Linked DNA regions of Homo sapiens: all the other regions are linked to region 4. A link is a contact called in ENCODE Hi-C or POLR2A ChIA-PET data. All regions are on one chromosome and are shown on one strand. Each heading gives the region's core, a stretch centred on a gene start or an enhancer-like site at or near the end of the contact. The rest is flanking DNA. Distances are from core to core; before and after follow the strand shown. Region 1 holds the start of NEURL1 (neuralized E3 ubiquitin protein ligase 1). Region 2 holds the start of ARMH3 (armadillo like helical domain containing 3). Region 3 holds the start of GBF1 (golgi brefeldin A resistant guanine nucleotide exchange factor 1). Region 4 holds the start of BORCS7 (BLOC-1 related complex subunit 7).

Region 1 (5,690 bases), core at 762-3,261, 640 kb before region 4:
AGAGCTGGAGTATTAGAATGCAGGACAGTGGTCCTATCTCTCCTCCTCTTCCCTGGTCTTAAAAGTTAACTGTTCAGCAAAAGAAGGGACAGAATTCCAAGTCAAAAGATAGGGGTCTACAGCCTAGCACCTAGCGCCGAGGTCTGGCTGGCTTTGGGAACCTGAAGCAAGCCTTGGTTCTCCTCATCTGTAAAATGGGTATAGTGTGATTAGCTCTGCTCTGCTGACTACCCCAAGCAGTGTCCATGCTCACTGAAAATGTGTTTGAGAAAGTTCGATGCCTTGTGTTAAAGGGCACTATTGTTATCCTTCTCATAACCTGAGGAGCTTAGGAAGTGGGGTATTCTTTCTGAAAGCCCAAGGGCTTCCCTTCCTGGCTTTTAGCCATCATGCCCAGGACAAGTGCCACTGGTTCTGAGGTGACAGAAAAGCACCTTCCGGAAGGAATTTAGTAGGGTCTGAGGGCCCGGGAGGACCCAGCAGTGTCTTCCAAAGGTCAGAGACAGCATTGGAAGATCCAAGACAGGAATGGCAGGCTCCGAATGGGGAGACTGGGCCTAGGGCCACCCTGAGGGTGCTGAGTGGATCTGGGGAGGTGAAGAGCAAAGACATTCCTAGTAAATGTCCCTCTGTTTCAAGGCTCCCAGACCCTCTTTTCTAGGGCTCTGACTGGATATCTGGTCTTTGGGAAAACCAGAAATCAAACTAATTCAATGGATGCAAAAACCCAACGGCTGCAAAGGACCCCAGGAACCAGCAGCTCTGACCCTTTCTTCCAGGCTGCTGTAATCCTGTCCTGAATTTTTAAAACCCTCCCATTGGAAATGCAACTAGTGCTCCCAGCCTGGTCTCTCCAGCCCTAGGGCCGATGGAAAGGAGACCCATCGAGGTGCCTCCCTGGAGACACGGACGACCCAAGCTTCCCTCCTCACTCCCCACTCCCCTATCGACCTGGCAAACATCCTTTCCCATCTCTTCAGGCTCGCCTAAGACCATGGCCTGAGGGGACTCCAGTGACGTTCCCAGTGCCAGCAGACAGAACTGCGCAGACCCCGCGGGACGCCATCCTCCATCACCATCATCGCCGGCTGCCCTCCACCCCCAGCCCACTCCACGGCCAGAGGTGCATCTCCGGCCTCCAGACACGCACAACAGGTGGCGTCTGCCCGCCCTCCCCAACCACACCTCCCTGGCCCTCCACCTGCGCCCCAGTCCTCCAGCAGCGCTCGGCCGGGGAGCCTACCTTTGAGGTTCTGGGGGTGGCCCCGCGGCGCGCGGCTCGGGTTTCCTCGGGGCAGCGAGGGGATACTGGAGAAGTTGTTACCCATGGCATCCGGCCCCAGGAGGTTCGGCGCTCGCGGGTGGGGGCGAGGCCGGGCAGGCGCTGAGGTGCGGTGTGCGAGTGTGCGCGCGCGGGTGCGCGCCACCGGGGGAGGGCCCTGCTGGGGCTGCAGCCGGGGGCGGGCGGGCAGCTCCTCAGCTTCCTTTCTCTGGACTTCGCGGTCCTTGGCGGGTTCCGCCCGCCACGGGTGTCCTGGCGCAGGCTGGGCTACCTGCCTCCCATGCCCCGTGGCGGGAGCGGGGGCCACAAGCAGGGCCCTGGGCCGGGGCCGGGGACGCCCGGGGCTCCCCGCTTGCTCCCCGGGACGCTAGGGTTCCGGCTGGGGGTGGGCGGCGCGGCGGCTCCGGCGCGCTCCCCCGGGGCCATAGAGTCAGGGTCGCTGGCGTGGGCGTTCGGCGGCTCCGAGGCAGGCTCGGTTACCGCCCCGCGGAGACGGCCGCGGCGGCGATGTGCGTGGCTCCCTCCCGCCCGCGGGTCTGCGTGGAGCGGGGCTCGGCGGAGCGCGGGGCGTTCTGGGCGCTCCGACGCAGCTGGTGTCCCCCGACCGCCGCGGTCCCGCCCGCGCCGGGTCCCTCCTGCGACCGCCGCCCCCGCCCCCCGCCCCGGCAGTCTCCAGGATTCCCTCGCTCCGGTTGTTATGGTGACAGCTGCGCCGGTGAATGAGCGTCTTAGTGACACGCGCGCGCCCGCTAGGCCAGATGTGGCCCCGGGGCGCGCCGCGTTCCCGTAGCCGCAAGCTCTCGGCGGCGCGGGTCGGGGTAAGACATCAGGCGAGTATGGTGGCACCCGGGGCTGGCCTTATTCCCAGCACGGAAACATGGAACTTGCACTTGAAAACAAGGGGAGCAGGGCCGCGAGAACGCCGAGCTCCCCGGATGCGGGGGCGGGCGAGCCAGCACTAATGTTCGGTTTCCCTAGCTCCAGGTACCGGGCCTGGCGCAGAGTGGAGAGCCCAGGGAAACATGTAAATGAGCGAGCGGATGCTTGGATAAAGTAATTGAGATTAGAACCCCGGCACTTGACCCTCCGTTCTCAGCCAGGCTAGGGGCACTAGGGCAAGGGTTCAGAGCAGGAACCCCGGGCAGTCTCACTGATGCACAGATGCCACTGAGGGCCTTTGAATGCCCGCGGACCAGACTCACAAGCCTGGAGCTCTGGCCAAGCTGAGGGAACAGATCTCCGGGACAGATCATCAGAAGACCACCAGCTCTGAACTGAGTGGTTCTGTTAGCTATAACAAGGTGGGGGAGAGGAGCCTCTGCAGCCTATGGCAGTCAAAGAAGGCTTCCTGGAGGAAGGGGGTTTCAGCAAGGGCCCTGCTCATGTGGCTAGTGCCTTCCTGTAGCTCAACACTGCACCAAGAAGCCTTCAGGAAGGGAAACAGAAGTCATTCTTCTCCTTCCTGGACCCGGGGCATCTCTCCTGGTCTATCAGGGATGGAAGATGTTCCAAGGTTCCCCCCAGGGAATCAGACTTCCTGCTCCTCTAAGTCATCTCTAGCTCCCTGCTCTGGCTTCAGCAACTCAGATCCAGAGTCCAGTGAAGACATGGGTGGGCAGGGGGACATCTCATGTATCCTTTTCTGTAATAAAGGTTCTTCCCCCAAGTCTCCATTTGGCAGCTCCTCATTATCTAGGCACAATTCGTGTCCTGACATTCCCTGACTGCCCCAACTAAAGGACCCCCTCCACTGTCAGTCACTTTCCACAATATTCCATTTTATTTTCATCATAGCTTTTATATGGAACTTGTTTACAAGTAGCCTTTCCTCGTTTATCTTCTGCCTCCCTGCTAGAACATAAGCTCTGTGAGGGGAGAGCACAGGTCAGTCGTGTTCACCAGGGTGTCCTTACCCACTGGGGGAATGCCTGGCATGTGACAGATTCTCAGAAAATAATTGTGGAATGCATGCTTCCCACTGTGGGCCAGGAGGCTCCACTGAGATCCCTGGGGGCAGAGCCTCCTGAACCACCCTTTATTTTCCTCTCCTACTCTCCTCTCTCCATCCCCATTCCAGGCATTCTACCCTTAAATGTCTGGGACTCCAGGCAAGCTAGAAATATCTGTGACAGCCACTGTCTCTCTGGAATCTGGAGGGAAAGGCAGCCCCGAACCCGGCCTCCAGCCTCCCAGATGCCCAGGATCACGTGTGCAGGCAGCTGCAGATGGCCACAGCAGGTCAGGGATGGCTGTCTTATTTATGGGCAGTATCTTCCCAAGGCTCACTCCCAGCTAATGACTCATGCATCAGAAATCCACAGGCTCTTAATGGCAACACACTCACACATGTGCTAACACACCGCTACACTATCTCACACACTCACACCTATACAAGCACACACACTTATATTCCCCCTGAAATCTGCCGGAATGAAGTCACTGTGAGTGGCCACTAGAATCAGGCCTTTCACAAGTTAGAACAAATATGAGGACTCTGCATAGTTGAGACTCATCCTGCTAGAGTGTGTTTGAAGTACAAGGGCCTAGCTAGGATTTACAGACGGTGGCTCCAGGGAAGCCTGGTGTGGGCAGGGGAATGGGGGAGGGGATGAGGCCCCAAAGGTAGAGCACAGCAGGGATGTCTTGAACTGCTGACCTCAGGTGATCCACCTGCCTCGGACTCCCAAAGTACTGGGATTACAGGCATGAGCCACCGCGCCTGACAAAGGGATGTCACAGGCCCCACATGGCCTAGACCTGGGGCTATGGGCAAAGCAGGGGAGAGAGGAAGACGTCAAAGGGAAGGAGGGAAGTGAAGGCCAGAGGCGGATGCTCACCTGAGTCCAGAGGCAGCCCAGGTTCTGCAGTTCAGGGCAGCGTGATCCCAGGGAGTCCCAAAGGAAGGTGAGAGGCGTCAGGGACAAAGGCAGGGAACTGAGGGTTGAGGAGCTGATGGGAGTATCAATAGGGCTGGGATAGGATGAGGTAGCCAAGGCATCCCTGGCGCAAAATTGAAGAAGGCGCCAACTCTCAAGTTCATGCAGATACCAAGCTTGCACTTGCGCGAGCCTGGGAATTAGGTCCTCTTATATTTCACGCCCTAGGCCCCTCTCTACCTTCACCCTAGTACTTCAGGGAGCTCTGTACTGGAAGAGGGGACACCACTGTTAGAGTCAACTAGGTCTCTGGCCAGGAAGGGACCTAGAGGAGGTTGGTGTGGCTGCATAGGACTCAGAGAAGTTGAGCGTGGCCCTTCTGAGGAGTCCTGTGCCCCAGCAACTCCTCCCTGGCAGGGACTTAGGGTAGACCCAGCTCAGAGGGTTAAAGAAGGCCAGCAGTCTCCTTACCCCCAGACCTTGGGCAGAACTCAGAGGCCTTCCTGCCATCCTTCCCCAAGGCAGCTCATAGGGGTGGGGTGCCTGGGTGGTGGCTCTGATCCAGAAGACCCTTCCCAGACCCATCCTGGAAGGGAAGAGGAAGAAGGAAACTGCCAGGGAGACTGGGGCTGATGAAGTCACTGTTTTGATGGCTTCAGGGGAAGCTATTAATACCCACAAGGTGATGCTCCAGCACCAGTCACCGTGGCAACACCCACACACCCAGCAGTGCAGATTCTGCGGGCAGTGCCTGAGGGGGTGGGTGTCAGTGCACACGTGTGCACTTTCGCGAACACCTGTGTCCTTGTATGTGCATGCGTAGGTGTTGTGAGTGCACACACAGGCATGCAGGAGAGGGAGGCCCCAGGCAGGGACCTGAGGAAGCTTCCTTCAACAGCAGCTCCACTCCCACCTTCCCTTCCTTCCCTGTTGCTCTCTTCTTGCTGATTTCTCTTTTTTTTTTTTTTATACAGAGTCTTGCCCAGTGGGAGCACAGTGGCACGATCTCAGCTCACTGCAATCTTGCAACCTCCACCTTCCAGGTTCAAGCAATTCTCCAACCTCAGCTTCCCGAGTAGCTGGGACTACAGGCACACACCATCATGTCCAGCTAATTTTTTTTCCTTCTTTTTTTTTTTTTTTTTTTGAGACGGAGTCTCGCTGTGTCACCCAGGCTGGAGTGCAGTGGCGCGATCTCAGCTCACTGCAAACTCCGCCCCCTGGGTTCACGCCATTCTCCTGCCTCAGCCTCCTGAGTAGCTGGGAATACAGGTGCCTGCCACTACGCCCGGCTAATTTTTTGCATATTTGGTGGAGATGGGGTTTCACCGTGTTAGCCAGGATGGTCTCAATCTCCTTACCTCGTGATCCACCCGCCTCGGCCTCCCAAAGTGCTGGGATTACAGGCATGAGCCACCGTGCCCAGCCAATTTTTGTATTTTTAATTGAGATGGGGTTTCACCGTGTTGGCCAGGTTGGTCCCTAACTCCTGACCTCAAGTGATCCGCCCGCCTCAGCCTCCCAAAGTGCTG
Region 2 (5,591 bases), core at 337-2,836, 800 kb after region 4:
TCACCGTGTCCCTTCAGCTCCTAACTCTGTATGGCCTGGTTTTCCTAAATTATAATTGTAAAATATAAGTTATTAATAAAAGTAATGCTACAAACTAATGATTACTAATATTCATATATAATCACATCTATATTCTATTTCTAATATAGCTATTCTTATTTTAATTATTTTCTTTATTATACTGGAACAGCTTGTGTCTTCGGTCTCTTGACTCGGCACCTGGGTGGCTTGCCGCCCACAGAACTCTTCTCCACTTCTTTTTTGTTTTGAGACGGAGTCTCGCTCTGTCGCCCAGGTTGGAGTGCGATGGCGCGATCTTGGCTCACTGCAACCTTCGCCTCCCAGGTTCAAGCGATTCTCCTGCCTCAGCCTCCCGAGTAGCTGGGATTACAGAGGACTGCCAACACGCCCGGCCATTTTTTGTATTTTTAGTAGAGATGGGGTTTCACCATGTTGGCCAGGCTGGTCTCGAACTCCTGACCTCAGGTGATCCACCCGCCTTTGCCTTCCAAAGTGTTGGGATTACAGGTGTGAGCCACCGCGCCTGGCTTATTTTATTTTTTTTACTTGTTTTTTCTTTTTAATAGTATTCTTGCTGTTATAGCACATCTTTTTAAACCTTCCATTTGTGTATAAAAAAACAGAGACTCAGGCTGGGTGCGGTGGCTCACGCCTGTAATCCCAGCATTTTGGGAGGCAGAGGCGGGTGGATCACCTGAGGCCAGGAGCTTGAGACCAGCCTGGCAACATGGTGAAACCTTGTCTCTACTAAAAAATACAAAAATTAGCCGGGCGTGGTGGTACACTCCTGTAATCCCAGCTACTGGGGAGGCTGAGGCAGGAGACTCTCTTGAACCCGGGAGGCAGAGGTTGCAGTGAGCCGAGATCGCACCACTGCACTCCAGCCTGGGCAATAGAGTGAGACACCATCTCGAAAAAAAAAAAAAAAAAGAAAACAAAGACTCAGAGGCAGGGAGTGGTGGCACGTGCCTGTAATCCCAGCTACCAGAGGCAGAGGCAGGAGGACTGCTTGAGCCTAGGAGGTGGAGGCTGCACTGAGCTGTAATTGTGCCACTGCGGCACTCCAGCCTGGGCAAGGGCAAGATCCTGTCTCAAAAAAAAAAAAAAGGAAAAGAAAAGAAAATAGATTTCTGGCCAAGTTAATAGAGCTTTACACGCTACTTTGCACTTATCAGGCACACACGTATTTGTTGAAAGAATGAGTTTGTTTTCAATCTTTCACGTACAAAGTTGTAATACACATTTGGAAAATATATCTTTCCAAACTTCGCCAGTATTTCTAGAGGATACATGTATTCCTAGAAGTAAAATTGCTGAGGTCAAAGAGTCGGCCATGTTTCGGAAAACTGCTATTGCGACCCAGTAGGCCCTCAATAGACAAGTCCACTGCGAATTTATTTCTCGCGATGCCTTTCGGGAGTTGTAGTCTTTGCGATGCTTGCTGGGAATCGTGGTCTGAGCCGGTCTCAGGAAGCGGGCGTGGACTAACCCATTGCGCGCCGGGCTTTAGGACCCGGCGGGGCGCGGGGACACGGGAAGGGTCGGGGAGGTCGGGAGCGCGCCCGTGAGCCCGGAGCAGCGGCAGCGTCGGTGGCGTCGAGAGCGAGCGGGCCCGGGAACGGCGCGGGTGGTAGAGGAGGAGCCGCGGGCTCGGTAAGCGGCGGCGGCCAGGCCCGGCCCGGTCCTCGAACCTGACCAACCCTGCGGGTCCTGCCATACTAGGCCTTGGCCCCGAGGCGGTTCTGGGGGCGGGGCCTGCGCTGGCCGCGGGGACGACGAGGACGCGAGGGGAGAGGGAGGGAGGACGGCTGCTGAAGCTGCGTATGCCGGGGAGGGCTGGGCCTGGGGGCGGCCGAGCCTAGAGAGAAACGGCTTCGCTCTTCCAGCGGCCGGTCCCTCGGACCACACGGTCCCGGTCACGTCCCTCTCCCGCATCCCTGCGGGGCCTTCTGGCTTCCGAGGTGCTGACCTTTGACCCCGCCAGCTGCCCCGAGAGCTTCCTCTCCTGCTGTTCTTGGTCCTGGGGTGCGGGCGTAGGGCAAGGCACCTCTGAGAATCTCAGGGATAGAGGAAAGCGGGTTTGTGCGAAGTCTTCAGGTGTCCCGGAAGGGCTCCAGTCCTGTCCCTCTCCAGGCTCTGACAGGCTTTAACCCACTCTTCACACGGAATCAGTGAAGCTACTGTGTTTTCTTTGGGTTACTCGGCGAGAGCCCAGGAAAGGAACCTGTTCCCAGGAGGGTATAGGGAAGGAAAAAGTAGAGAGAAACCTGGTCCCCTGGAGAAGGAGAAGCTGAGGCGTGCTGCCCCTGGCGAATGGGGAAGCAGAAACTTGGGCCATACCCAAATGTATGTCACTGGATCATCCGACCCTCCGCAGTTCTTCCTCTCCAGAAAGTTTTTTATTTTATTTTATTTATTTATTTATTTATTTATTTATTTTGAGATGGAGTTTCGCTGTTGTCGCCCAGTCTGGAGTGCAGTTGCCCGATCTCGGCTTACCACAACCTCTGCCTCCGGGGTTCAAGCGATTCTCCTGCCTCAGCCTTGCGCTACCACGCCCAGCTAATTTTATATTTTTGATAGAGACGGGATTTCTCCATGTTGGTCAGGCTGGTCTCGAACTCCCAACCTCAGGTGATCCGCCCGCCTCGGCCTCCCAAAGTGCTGTGATTAAAGGCGTGAGCCACCGCGCCCGGCCTTTTTTTTTTTGTTTGTTTGTTTGTTTTGTTTTTTGTTTTTTTGAGACGGAGTTTCGCTCTCGTTGCCCAGGCTGGAGTGCAATGGCGTGATCTCGGCTCACTGCAACCTCCGCCTTCCAGGTTCGAGCGATTCTTCCCCGTCAGCCCCCCAAGCAGCTGGGATTACAGACGTGAGCTACCACGCCCGGCTAATTTTTGTATTTTTAGTAGAGACAGGGTTTCGCCATGTTGGCCAGGCTGGTCTCAAACTTCTGACCTCAGATGATTCACCCACCTCGATCTCCCAAAGTGTTCGGATTACAGGTGTGAGCCACTGCGCCCGGCCAGAAAAAGTTTTGAGCTTAGTGAGAGCTTTTTCTTTGCTATCCTTTAGTTGCTTTGTAAACTAGGGTAAATATGATTTGTGTCCCTGCCCGTAACTTAGCAGGATTGGAATTATTTTGGGTGTACCTTAAGTTGGATTTGTGTGCACAATAGCTTCTGTGTGAAGACTTTCAGGATATCAGATCACAGTCAAGGGAAAGAGGGATCCCTCTTGTTACGACTGTAAAGGGGGAATACCCATTTCAGTGACTAGAGAAGCCTTTAAGGTGTTTTCATTGGACTTTTAGGTATTACAATTTATTGTTCAACTTTTTTTTTTTTTTTTTGAGACGGAGTCTCGCTCTGTCGCCCAGGCTGGAGTGCAGTGGCATGATCTTGGCTCACTGCAACCTCCGTCTCTCGGGTTCCAGCGATTCTTCTGCCTTAGCCTTCTGAGTAGCTGTGACTACAGGCGCGCACCACCATGCCTGGCTAATTTTTGTGTTTTTAGTAATGACGGAGTTTCACCATATTGGCCAGGCTGGTCTCCAACTCCTGACCTCGTGATCCACCCGTCTCAGCCTCCCAAAGTGCTGGGATTACAGGAGTGAGTCACTGCCCCCAGCCGACTTGTTCAACATTTGGATAATTAAAACAAGGTGAAAACCTCAAAGCAGTCATTATGAAATTTGGAATCTCACACTGAGCACAGTTTAGGAATCTGTAACATTTGGGGAAAATGGCCAAAAATTGATCCAGGATATATAAGGGTGAACTGTTTATTCAACACATTTATTGAGCACTTACTATGTAACTTTGGGAGGCGGAGGCCGGCGGATCACAAGGTCAGGAGATCAAGACCATCCTGGCTAACATGGTGAAACCCCGTCTCTACTAAAAATACAAAAAATTAGCCGGGTGTGGTGGCGGGCGCCTGTAGTGCCAGCTACTAGGAGGCTGAGGCAGGAGAATGGCATGAACCCAGGAGGCGGAGCTTGCAGTGAGCCGGGATGGTGCCACTGCACTCCAGCCTGGGCGACAGAGCGAGACTCCCTCTCAAAAAAAAAAAAAAAAATTTATACAGTGTAATGGGAATACTGCCATTGCTTGGGAGAGTCAGGGAAATCTTTGCAGGGGGGAGATACTTGAGTTGGGTGTTGAAGGATGAGTAGGAGATTGCACAAGTAAGAAAAGGCATTTTTACTCGGCCTGGTGGCTTATACCTGTAATCCTAGCACTTTGGGAGGCCTAGGCAGGTAGATTGCCTGAGCCCAGGAGTTTGAGACGAGCTGGCTCAACATGGCGAGACCCCATCTCTGAAAAAGAAAAGGCATTTCATTTGGAGAGAACAGTACTTGCAAAGGCTTGGTGAGGATGTGAGAGGAAAAAAAATTATTTTAAATCTCAGAAATTTGTCCCAAACAGGATGTGTGGTGGGGAAACTGCTAGGAGGTGAGACTGAAAAGAAAGTGGGGAGTCATTGGAATTTTTTTCTCTTTTTTTTTTTTTTTTTTTTTTTTTAGCTTCTGAGGAGTTTTTTTTAAGTTAGGGAGTGACAGAAATGCAGATTAAAGTAATGAAGAATGAGGCAGTGAGACTAATTAGAGTTGTTGCAATTGACTGAGAGTCTGAAGAAAGTGTAGCTGTGGGAATGAAGAGGAGGGGATTTTGGAAATACTGTACTTCTGAGATTGATTCAACTTCTTAGGAAGAGAGTGGGCTAGGATTTCTAATTTGAGAGAGTGGATGTATGGGGATTTCATTGACAGGATATGGATTAGAAAAAGTAGAGCAGGTTTCCAAAGGTTAGGGTATGGAAAGAGGCATAGGGGATATGGTTTGGTATGCCGAGCTCAGGTTGCTTGTAGGATGTACCGATGGAGACCTTAGTAGGCAGCTGGAAGTGAGAGACCTGGTGAGCTTAATGTATTGGCACCAGCTTTGAGTGAGGGCATATATGAAAAAAGTCTTGGGGAAAAAAAAATGTTTATTTTATTTGTCTATAAGGAAGTAGCAGATTATGCACTTCCTCCACTTAATAGTGAGCTTCTCAAGGCAGGGACTGTAATTTAGTAATTTTTTGGTCCCTTTCTGTCTTACACTATGCTTATGTAATTTATAAGGTCTTAATAAGTGTTATTCAAGTAGCAGGAAATCAGTTTACTTTGCAAGATTGCAGGTACCTTTTGGGCTTCCTTTATGAAGATTATGGGGTCAGGCAAGGTGTCTCATGCCTGTAATCCCAGCACTTTGGGAGGCCGAGGCTGGTGGATTGCTTGAGCTCAAGAGTTCAAGATTAGCCTGGGCAAGATAGCAAAACCCTGTCTCTACAAAAAATACAAAAATGAGCCGGGTGTGGCAGTGTGAGCCTGTAGTGCCAGCTACTAAGGAGGCTGAGGTGGGAGGGTCGTGTAAGCCCAGGAGGTTGAGGCTGCAGTGAGCTGTGATTGTGCCACTGCATTCCAGCTTGGGCAACAGAGGGAGACTGTCTTTCGGTGGGGCGGGGGAGTGGGGGAAGAAGATGATTATGGGACTTTATCTTATAATTTTCATTTTATATTTAGGTGG
Region 3 (5,842 bases), core at 2,982-5,481, 610 kb after region 4:
CCAAGATCACACCACTGCACTCCAGCCTGGGCAACAGAGCAAGACTCCATCAGAGAAAAAAAAAAAAAAAGCCAGAGAAACACTAAAGATGCAGAGCTTTTAACATTTCCAGAGCTGGCCTAGGAACACATCATAGTTCTGTGCTTTATTGAGAATAACCAAAGTTACTAAACTAGGAAACAACTTACTGAGCTCAAGAAATTTACTTAAAGGGTGGAAGTAAAAGAAGGTTAAACTGGGAAAAAAGCTGGTGCCCTGACAATGCATCACTGGAAAATCCTCCCAGACCTGATAATCGGGTGACCAGGGTACCTCAGCTCTAGCATGCCATCTCCTCCCCCTGTGGAGATTCTGAGAGTATCTCAAAAACCGTTTACAAGGTAAGCTACTAATATGTCCAAAGCTGTCCCTTCTGCCAGCTTGGAGATGAAAAATAAAACAAACCTTCTCTATCTCACTCCATCTTTTAGCCACTCAGGGCACCCAAGGTACAAAGGTGACAGCTGGCAGAGTAGGACAAAGAAAAAAAGTCTATGTGATTATGTATAGAGAACTGCAGTGATTAAGTCTCATAAGGCCTGCCCATTTTGTTTATTGAGGGTCATCATCCAGTAACCATTGGGCAGAATCCAGTCCACAGACATATTTTCTTTGGCCTGAAAAAGGCTTAAAAATACTTTTAACTAGTTTCCAACAATTAGAAAACACAATGATCTAAATTTCCAGTTTCTCCTGAAAAATAGAAAGAGTGGTCATTCTGTGCCTGCACTCTAAAACAGTAACAATCTGCTGAAAAAGGAGCAGTTGGCTCTTCTAAATAAAGGAATGGGTTGAGCATGGTGGTTCATTCCTAAAATCCCAGCACTTTGGGAGGCAAAAGTGGGAGGACTGCTTGAGTCTAGGAGTTCGAAACCAGCCTGAGCAATACAGTGAGACCTTGTCTCTACAAAATATTAAAAAATTAGCTGGGCATGATGGCGCACATCTGTGTTCCCCGCTACTTGGGAGGCTGAGGTAGGAAGATCACTTGAGCCCAGAGGTCAAGGCTGCAGTGAGCTGTGATCGTTCCTCTGCACTCCAGCCGGGGTGACAGAGCAAGACCCTGTCTCAATAAAAAGAAATTAAAATTAAAGACAAAAAAAAAATAAAGGCATGGGTTGTCCAGTACACAACAGTCCCCACTAATCCTAATACATTCCCATGGGACTCAATTAACTCATTTACATTACCTGCCTGGCATTTAGGCACATGAGCTCGTAACCCCTGGTTTATATGATTGGCAAACCATTACTTTGCCATCATACTTCCATGATCATTTACACTACTATTGCATCTATCGTAATTTCCACTACTACTAGAACAAATAATCACTTCTATGATCACTTCTATTATTATTGGGGTTCCAAATCAGCACACTGCTTTATTATATTTTCATTTAGTTAAACAACTGCAGTTGAACATACTGAAATATTAAAAAAAAAAAAGAGTAACAGCTAAACAGCAGCTCATTATATTTACATAGCTCTTCTAGCCTGAGGATAAAATGTCAACAAAAACATACACCCTTAAATTCAATCCCACCATTAACCCAACAACAGAATCATTCTAATCAGTCACACAGAGCCACAGGGATATAGTGTGTGATCAATCAATGAGAAGTGTCATACAAAGATTAGGGTGATCCTTGCAGTGAGTACTCTATAAATAGAGTCTCCTCAAAAGCAAGAGCTGTGTCTTCTTCCTCTTTAGCTGCCCACAGCAGCCAGTCTAAGTACCCTATCAATGAGGTTATTATGTGAAAGTGGCAGTCATCCTGACTTCTGGAAAAGAGGGAAATAAAATAGTAGTGTAACTTTGAGAACTCTGAGCTGAAACTGGGATTGGTGCCCAGCTACTGAGGAGATATGTCTATAGCCTGAGTTCCCACTGTGCCAATGAGCATCACTGTCAAGACTGGAACATACTGTCTACAAACACCATTAAAAAGAAGCTCAAATACAAGCTTGGGACTTGTATTTGAAGGATGAATTTTCTGATTTGTGGGTAGGAGTGGGAATTATTCCTATCTAGAAAATTATTCCTATCTAGAAATGACATTTAGGATTAAAAAAAAGAAAGAGAGAGAAAGAGAAAACGTTTTGATGCCTCTATAGTCACCCTTAGGCTCAACTGAGGATGACTGGATCCTGGATTGATCACACTGCCTACCCAGAGACTAGATTGCCTGTTATGCAAAGCATATCAACTCAACAGGGCAATGGCCCAAGTGAGCAAGGCAGGATCATCAAACCTGGGTACCTCCTGAGGTATGTCATTTCATTTGCTGCGTTCAACTACTTTCTTGGGGGCGGGGAGAGGGGAGGAATTCTACAACTTAGATCAGCAAGTTAAAATGCAAATAGTTTCCTGTACCATTTCCATCTAAATCAACACAGGTGAAGCATAAATAATGCCATCCCCCTTCTCCCAACACACACAAAAATTTCAATTTCATAAGGACGAAGGTAGGAAGGGAAAAGGGAAATTATGAAATTTCAATTTCATAAGGACAAAGGTAGGAAAAATTGAGTTAGTCATTCCAAGATCCTAAATAGTTTTCTCTTCTGACACTATGAGGTTTTGATCCTCCTTGTTACTACCTCATCATGCAAAAGTGCAAAGTGTTCCTGACTGCCAGGGCCAAAAGCAGGCCACAAGTCCTGATCACATACTGAAACTAATCCCAGATAGAGATAACGTTTATTGAGTGCCCACTACATACCAAAAGGTATTAGGTTGATCCTGCTCTTAACCTACTACATGCTCTAGCTAGGCCACTGCACATACATGCTACTACTTTTAAGAAGTGCATTAACTGAGCAGTCCCAAAGCAGACCTTTCCATTTGTATCCTCCACAGGGCCTAGAGTGCCTTTTATACCTGAATTAATGCACAAGTTTCCACATTGTGCATTAAAAAACACCATCTACACTATTCCTTATTTCTAAAAGCATTCGTTACCCTTGGTGGACTTTTATAGCTTTACAACACAGCAGTTTATCAAAGGTCATCACAGTGCCATAAACTACTCTCTAGGGTTATGTTCCATCATTCACTCTGGGGCTCTGACCCTACAATTGGCTGAAAATCTCTCATGACTCTTTTTGCCCACTAAACATAATAGGCCGACAATACCAAACTTTGCCAGTATTCAAATATCTCTCTCTGCTGTCAGTCAAATATGTCATAATAGAGTGGTTTCCTTATGATTAAGCCTCATCTCCTTAGTGAAGATCTGAGAGAAAAATGTCAACAAAAACATACACTACAAAAGAATGCCTGTGAAAGATTGTATAAAGGAACAAACAGGCCCAGAAGATAAGTATAGTGTTTACATACAGACCCAGACTGGCAGCTGAGCTGTCCTGTAAGAGGGAAGCCTTCTCATAGCCCAGTTCCCTGCGCTGCTATAACCTCAAGCCTTCCACACGTCCCTCTGCTGACAACCTGATTCTAGGGTGCACTAGTTCATCATTATTAATGAAGCAGTTCCTTTGTATTAGTGAGGCAATCACAAAGAAGTAGACGCTGTACAGAATCTAGAGAGACTTTCACATCTAAAGTCTGAAAACCCATAAAAGTAGACACAATGCTCCTTAGGTTTGCTTTCAGCTTTTGAGTACTGGGCTCTTCAGGATGCAGAAAGCGCTGGAAAGGAGAAGCTAAATACTAGGTCAAGCCTGGGAAAACAGAAGATTTGGGCACCTGCAAAGGATCAGTAATGAGAGCAGAAATCGCCCCTCCTGCGGCAGAGGCATGACCTTTGCCCCTGCATACCTCCCTGTTCCCTCCCACAACAACCCTTCCCTCGTCTTATTCCTGTCCGCTGCGTCCTTAGCCCACCTTGGCTCGCCCAATTTAAGGGCCCTTCCCACTAATTCCCTATTGCGATGTCAGGGCGGCCTTCACGACACCGGAACTCTAGGAAGAGACTTCGCTGACCTGTCAGCGGATCCAAAATGGCGGGGCCTAGTCCCAGGACCGGCAGCCGCTGCTCATGTCCAGCCCGCACCCCGGAGGCGTCTCCGAGCAGCTCTCCCGGCTCTGGTAGCAGATGGGAGAAGAGAAGGAGCCTGTTTCCTGGAAATTGAGGCCGAAGTCAGGGTGGGACTGCACAGTCCGCCAGGATGAGTCGTCCGGGACGGGCAGTAGAGCCGGGTACCTTCCCTGTCAGCTCACTGACGTGGTAACTAGCCTCAGTCTAGCCCGCTGCCTGGTAACTGCGCGAGCCCTGCCGCGCGCAGCCAATCATAGCTTTGCACCGTGAAAAGTAGCATTCCGACTATCCAATCGAATAAAGGAAATTGGCTTCAGGAGGCGGGTAGTGCCTAAAGAAGCGCGATTACAAGGGAAAGAAAGGGTATGTTAGGGGACAACCAACGGATACGAGTACTCTCTGAGTGACAGTTTAAAAAACCAATAAAAAATGAGGAACTGGGCTGGGCGGCTAGAGAGGTGGAGTTAGGTAGAGTTCGGTTGCAGTGCGCGGTTTGGCAGTGGCTGCTGGGCATTATGGGGAAAAAGGCTACAATTGGCTGGAAAGGGGCGGGGTCCGCTTTGAGAACTTGAGCGGGCATCCCTACTCCCCTGTCCACGTATTATCAAAGTTACCTGGGCCAAGACCATGCCCCTTGAGGAATCACTCCTTTTCGAGGCAGCTCTGGGCTCCCTTCATTCTAAAAACAAGTCCAGCGATCTATTCCACACCCTGCTCTCCTCGCCCTCTTGTCCACCTTCCCTGTCGTGGCTTCTCACAGTTATGTCTGTCACGTCCCAACTCTGTTTCAGCGTCCTCTGCCCCACTCCCATCATCCAGAAATAGAGAAAATGGGACGTAGCAGAAGCCCTGGATATCTAATTTAAGTCTCTTCATTTTACATTATAGGAAACAGCCCCAGGGTGGAAGGCTGGGCCCATGTTCACATAATTAGTAAATAGCAGAGCAGAGAGACGAACCCCTGGGTCTCCTCACCCCCAGGCCAACTCTTTTCATCGCCTTTTGTCACCTCTTATGCCTTAGTATATCGGGCTTTGACTCCCGGTCTGCCTTTCATACCAAGCCTTTGACGGGCCTTATCCACCAGGCTAAATACGCAGCTTAGCCCACCTCATCAGTGATAGGAAACAGAAGTCTTTCTTGTTTGCCTTAGAAACGCTAAGGGGCCTGAGGGTTGGATGCCCACCTGTTTTCACTGTCTTGCCCCCAGCTGCCTCCTCCCCTTGCAAGAGATGATAGAGGTTACTAAGCTATTTAGAATTACCTGTATTACCTGGAAGTGAGAATGCGTGAGAAGAGGACAAGAGGATGGGTTTTCTCCTAGGAGACTGAATCATGAAATTCCCAGCCTATTTGGGACACTAGAGCCCCAGTGTCCCTGCAGACCTGGAGAAGCTGCTGGGAGGCAGTGAAAAAAAAATACCTAATTCTTTCCATACATCCTCCCAATTATGGACGACCCAAGTCCAGGGAAGCTCTATAACTAACCACATAGGAAAGTAGTCTCAAAACCAGACATCCAAAGACCATCCGTGTGCTACGATGCGCTATTTTTTTGTTTTGTTTTGTTTTTTTGTCTTTTGTTTGTTTGTTTGTTTTGAGAGAGTCTTGCTTTGTCATCCAGGATGGAGTGCAGTGCTGTGATCTTGGCTCACTGCAACCTCCACCTCCTGGGTTCAAGTGATTCTCCTGCCTCAGCCTCCCAAGTAGCTGGGATTACAGGCATCTGCCACCACACCAGGCTAATTTTTGTATTTTTAGTAGAGATGGGGTTTCACCATGTTGGACAGGCTGGTCTCGAACTCC
Region 4 (5,316 bases), core at 157-2,656:
GTTTATCGTCTGTCTCTTCACTAAAATGTAAACTTCCCAAGTAGAGGGATTTAGTTTTGTTTATTCCGTGTACCTAGAGCAGTTCCTGGCACATAGCAGACACCCAATAAGTATTTGTTAAATGAATACTGTGGAATGAGTTTTTTACACATGAAATTCTCAGCTAATCAAACAAAATAGCTATGTGGAGACTGCTCAAGAAGCAATGCTGCCAGGAGCGGTGGCTCACGCCTGTAATCCCAGCACTTTGGAAGGCTGATGCAGGCAGATCATGAGGTCAAGAGTTCGAGACCAGCCTGGCCAACATGGTGAAACCTCATCTCTACTAAGAATACAAAAATAGCCAGGTGTGGTGGTGCGTGCCTGTAATCCCAGCTACTCAGGAGGCTGAGGCGGGAGAATCACTTGAACCCAGGAGGCGGAAGTTGCAGTGAGCCAAGATCACACCACTACACTCCAGCCTGGCGACAGAGCTAGACTCCGTCTCAAAAAAAAAAAAAAAAAAGGAAAAGTACTTCCTTCAATTAGTCATTCTAAAGACTTCATGAATTAAACTCCATAAAAGACAACAGTGTCTAGCATATATAAAATGCTAAATAAATGTACGTTTATTATGATGAATATGTTGAATATTTACAGGTGGTTAACTATAAACACCTCTAGTTGAAAATATATATAATATATATTACATATATTATATATAATATATATGTATATTATATATGTAATATATACATACACATTATATATAATATATACGTATATATATTATATAATACGTAATATATAATACTTATATATATAATTCGCCTCCCAGGTTCAAGCAATTCTCCTGCCTCAGCCTCCCAAGTAACTGGGATTACAGGCATGTGCCACCACGCTCGGCTATATATTTTTTTAATTATTATTTTTTAGTAGAGACGGGGGTTTCTCCATGATTGTCAGGCTAGTTTCGAACTCCCGACCTCAGGTGATCCGCCCGCCTCGGCCTCCCAAAGAGCTGTTTTAAAGCACAGGTTCCCATGGCATCGCTTCTTCCCCCAACCCTCACACACTGTCCCTAACCAAAGAGACTGCACACCCCAGAATGCAACACGCGCCTCCGCGAAGAAGACCTACTCATAGCAAGTACTTCACAGCCTACAATTCCCAAGATGCAACGCGACCTCCTTCCCACAGCAACGAAAGACTGCGACTCCCCGGACTATCAGGCCGGGAGAGTCCACTTCCAGCTCACCTCGGAGCTCCGGGAGCCTTTCAGCACCTGCTTGGTGAGCGCGATTACGTCAGTACCACAGGTGGTCACCTTCTCCGTGAGAAGCCCCTTCACGGACTGACCGAACCGCGCTTGAGACTCTGGCGTTCCAGTCGCCATCATTTCAGTTAGCGAACGGTTGCGCACTGACGATGGTGAGTCGCCGGGGCCAAAAGACAAGCAAAGCGGAAGGAAAAGAGGCGTCTCTTCCTCCATGGGAAAAGGAAGGGACGCATGCGCCTGATGGAGGTTGACCTTTGCTCACTAAACTCATGAACTATTCATTGATATCCTGAGGAAAACAGGGTCCAGGCAAACATCTCTGGAGGGGATGGAGGACAGTTTCATTGACTCTATGGTTCAGAATCGGAAAGCCTGCGGCAGGGCATGGCGGCGCACGCCTGAAATCCCAGCCCTTTGGGAGACCCAGGCAGGAGGATCACCTGAGCCTGAGAGTTCCAGACCACCCTGGGCAACATAGCGAAACTCCATCTCTTTAAAAATAAAATAAAATTAAAATTAATACAAATAATTAAAAAGAATCAGAAGGCCCGGATTACAGTCCCAATGCTACCATTTAGCAGTGTGTGGCTGCAAATTACTCAGCTTCTGTCTTATATTCCTCATCTGTTAAACAGAAGTAATAATGTTTCCAAGGGGTTATGAGAATATCATTCCATTCATATATATATACACATATATATATATACACATATATATACACATATATACACATATATACATATATATACATATATATACACATATATATATACATATATATTTTTTTTTCCCCAGAGTCTTGTTCTGTTGCCTAGGCCTTTTTTTGATTAATTGAGACAAGGGGCCAGGCGTGGTGGCTCACGCCTGTAATCCCAACACTTTGAAAGGCCAAGGTGGATCACTTGAGGTCAGGAGTTCAAGGCCAACCTATCCATATGGTGACACACCTGTAGTCCCAGCACTTTGGGAGGCCGAGGCAGAAGGGTCACTCAAGGCCAGGAGTTCAGTATCAGCAGCCTGGGCAACATAGCGATAACTTGTCTCATTTTATTTAATTTTATTTTATTTTATTTTTTTTTTGAGATGGAGTCTCGCTTTGTTGCCCAGGCTGGAGTGCAGTGGCTCGATCTCAGCTCACTGCAACATCCGCCTCCTGAGTTCAAGTGATTCTCCTGCCTCAGCCTCCCAAGTAGCTGGGATTACAGGTGCTTGCCACCAGGCCCGGCTAATTTTTGTATTTTTAGTAGAGATAGGGTTTCACCATGTTGGCCAGGCTGGTCTCAAATTCCTGACATCTAATGATCCACCAGCCTTGGCCTTCCAAAATGGTGGGATTACAGGCGTGAGCCACTGCACCTGGCCTCATTCCATTCAATTTTAACAAACATTTCATGAACTAAATACCAGACACTGTACTAGGCTGGGGATAGAGAAAGAAATGAAATACAGTTCTTGTCTCTGTGGAACTCCCAGGCTGATGAGGCAGATAGGCCTGTAAACAAATGAAGAAGGAAAAACAATCTAATAGAAAAATTGGCAAAAGGCACAAGTAGGCAATTCAAAAAAAAAAATCAACTGGCTGATAAATGTGAAAAATGCTCAACATCACTAGTAATTTTTATTGATAACCTCTTTATTGTATTAATACCAAACTGATGGTAACCACCTTGTAAGTGAATTAATATGTAAAATATTTCAAGTAGGCCAGGTGCCGTGGCTCACGCCTGTAATCCCAGCACTTTGGGAAGTTGAGGCGGGAGGATCACCTGAGGTCAGGAGTTCGAGACCAGCCTGCCCAACATGGTGGAACCCCGTCTCTACTAAAAATACAAAAATTAGCCGGGCGTGGTGGTGGGCACCTGTAGTCCCAGCTACTCTGGAGGCTGAGGCAGGAGAATTTCTTGAACCCGGGAGGCAGAGGTTGCAGTGAGCCGAGATCATGCCACTGTATTCCAGCCTAGGCGACAGAGTGAGACTCTGTCTCAAAAAAAAAATAAAATATTTCAAGTAGCTCCATTTCTTTTTTAGTTAATAAAAGATGTGAGAATGTTATTGTATTGAAAATTTTGTTCAAAATTACCTGTATTCAATATCAACATTACTTCCTCTTCCAAGTGTCTAGATTCATATGTCTCCGTTGAATCTCATTTACTGTTTACTTTTTGTCCTTAATAAACTTTATTGAGTTTATGTGCATGAATTTATGTTATAATTTATGTACAATAACAACATTATTTTTTGAGATGGAGTCTTGCTTTGTCACCCAGGCTGGAGTGCAGTGGCACGATCTTGGCTCACTGCAACCTTTGCCTCCCTGGTTCAAGCGATTCTCCTGCCTCAGCCTCCCGAGTAGCTGGGATTACAGGTGCCCACTATCACGCCTGGCTAATTTTTGTATTTTTAGTAGAGATGGGTTTCACCATGTTGGCTAGGCTGGTCTTGAACTCCTGACCTCAGGTGATCCACCTGCCTTGGCCTCCCAAAGTGCTGGGATTACAGGCGTTGAGCCACCACGCCCGGCCTGCACAATAACCACATTCTTTAAAGTGTACGATTTGATGAGTGTGACAGACGTATACATCTGTGAACCACCACCACTATTAAGATACAGAACAGGGTGGGAGCAGTAGCTCATGCCTGTATTCCCAGCACTTTGGGAGGCCGAGGCAGAAAGATTGCTTGAGGCCAGGAGTTCAATATCAGCAGCCTGGGCAACATAGCGATAACTTGTCTCATTTTATTTATTTATTTTTATTATTTATTTACTTTATTTTGAGACGGAGTCTTGCCCTGTCACCCAGGCTGGAGTACACGGGTGTGATCTTGGCTCACTGCAACCTCCGCCTCCCGGGTTCAAGCGATTCTCCTGCCTCAGCCTCCCAAGTAGCTGGGACTACAGGTACGCACCATCGCGCCCGGCTAATTTTTGTATTTTTAGTAGAGGTGGGGTTTCACCATGTTGGCCAGGCTGGTCTTGAACTCCTGACCTCATGATCGGCCCACCTTGGCCTCCCAAAGTGCTGGGATTACAGACATGAGCCACCACGCCCGGCCCCTTGTCTCAATTAAAAAAAAAAAAAAAAAGATGCAAAACATTTCATCACCCTCAGAAGTTTCCAAGTGCCCTTTAAAGTCCATCTCTCCTTCTCTGTCTCACCCGGGCAACCACTGCCCTGCTTTTGGGAACTATAGATTAATTTGCATTTCTAGAATGGCAAATAAATAGCATCATACAGGCTTTTTTGAGGGGAGGGGGGTCTTTTTTTGTCTGGCTTCATTCTTGCAGCATGATGATTTGACATGTTGTTGTGCATATAACTAGCCTGTTCATTTTTATTGCTGAGAAATATTCCACTGCATGGATAGTTCTCACTGTGTTTATTCACTCTCTTGTTGATGGACACTTGGGTTGTTTCCACTTTTGGGTTTTTGTTTTGTTTTGTTGTTTTTTGGTTTTGGTTTTTGTCGTTGTTTTTGAGACAGAGTCACTCCTCTGTCATCCAGGCTGGAGTGTATGGCATAACCACAGCTCAAGCTCCCAGGCTCAAGCAATCCTCCCACCTCAACCTCCGGAATAGCTGGAACTACAGGTTCATGCCACCATGCCTGGCTAATTTTTACAATTTTTTCTGTAAAGACAGGGTCTCCCTATGTTGCCTGGGCTCAAGTGATTTTCCTGCCTTGCCCTCCCAAAGTTCTGGGATTACAGGCATAAGCCCATCACACCTGGCCTCCACTTTTGGAATATTATGAATATTCTGCTATGAACATTTGTACACAAGTCTTTATGTGGGTTGTTTTCATTTCTCTTGGGTAACTATCTAGTAGTGGAATGGCTGGATCATATGGTAAGTGTTTCAGTTTTCAAGAAACTGCCAAACCATTTTCCAAAGTGGTTTAACACTTTACATTTCCGATAGCAGTGTATGCCACTCCAGTTGCTCCACATCCACAAACTTAGGAAAAGATGGAATGTTCTATAGCCATGGTAACACGTAGCTACCTGTGGTGGACAGACTGGCCGCTCAGGGTAGCCTTTGACCCCACCTCCTGGTGTT

What was found. A loop is a pair of places that touch in the nucleus more often than their neighbours do. ChIA-PET counts read pairs that join two places held with the same protein, here RNA polymerase II (POLR2A). Pooled maps may share reads with other maps.
Region 1: a loop to region 4 is called in a pooled map, with 2.4 times the contacts of the local background. The contact joins the promoter of NEURL1 here to the promoter of BORCS7 in region 4. A Hi-C loop is called at or near these places in 1 of 168 maps with a recorded cell type or tissue (naive thymus-derived CD4-positive, alpha-beta T cell) and 4 of 50 pooled maps.
Region 2: a map of CD4-positive, alpha-beta T cell shows a loop between it and region 4 (4-fold over the local background). The contact joins the promoter of ARMH3 here to the promoter of BORCS7 in region 4. A Hi-C loop is called at or near these places in 1 of 168 maps with a recorded cell type or tissue (CD4-positive, alpha-beta T cell), 1 of 37 single-sample maps with no recorded cell type and 7 of 50 pooled maps.
Region 3: a loop to region 4 is called in a map of naive thymus-derived CD4-positive, alpha-beta T cell, with 26 times the contacts of the local background. The contact joins the promoter of GBF1 here to the promoter of BORCS7 in region 4. A Hi-C loop is called at or near these places in 1 of 168 maps with a recorded cell type or tissue (naive thymus-derived CD4-positive, alpha-beta T cell) and 7 of 50 pooled maps. POLR2A ChIA-PET finds 5 or more read pairs at or near these places in 1 of 52 experiments (T-cell).

Annotation. Positions count from the first base shown.
Region 1 is chr10:103,490,026-103,495,715 of GRCh38, reverse strand. NEURL1 (neuralized E3 ubiquitin protein ligase 1) reads right to left here and starts at 2,011. Exons shown (of 6, transcript NM_004210.5): 1 at 1,244-2,011. The coding sequence starts at 1,328. NEURL1-AS1 (NEURL1 antisense RNA 1) reads left to right here. Exons shown (of 4, transcript NR_120675.1): 3 at 981-1,155. RefSeq lists silencers at 1,333-1,432, 1,513-1,642, 1,653-1,802, 5,032-5,101 and an enhancer at 1,117-1,666.
Region 2 is chr10:102,052,168-102,057,758 of GRCh38, reverse strand. It overlaps ARMH3 (armadillo like helical domain containing 3), which reads left to right and starts at 1,586. Exons shown (of 26, transcript NM_024541.3): 1 at 1,586-1,674. RefSeq lists a silencer at 1,497-1,886.
Region 3 is chr10:102,243,921-102,249,762 of GRCh38, reverse strand. It overlaps GBF1 (golgi brefeldin A resistant guanine nucleotide exchange factor 1), which reads right to left and starts at 4,231. Exons shown (of 40, transcript NM_001377137.1): 1 at 3,982-4,231. RefSeq lists enhancers at 3,774-4,223, 4,424-4,483.
Region 4 is chr10:102,850,349-102,855,664 of GRCh38, reverse strand. BORCS7 (BLOC-1 related complex subunit 7) reads right to left here and starts at 1,406. Exons shown (of 5, transcript NM_001136200.2): 1 at 1,238-1,406. The coding sequence starts at 1,378. It overlaps BORCS7-ASMT (BORCS7-ASMT readthrough (NMD candidate)), which reads right to left and starts at 1,455. Exons shown (of 15, transcript NR_037644.1): 1 at 1,238-1,455. RefSeq lists enhancers at 1-63, 1,071-1,260, 860-1,372, 1,331-1,390, 1,373-1,886.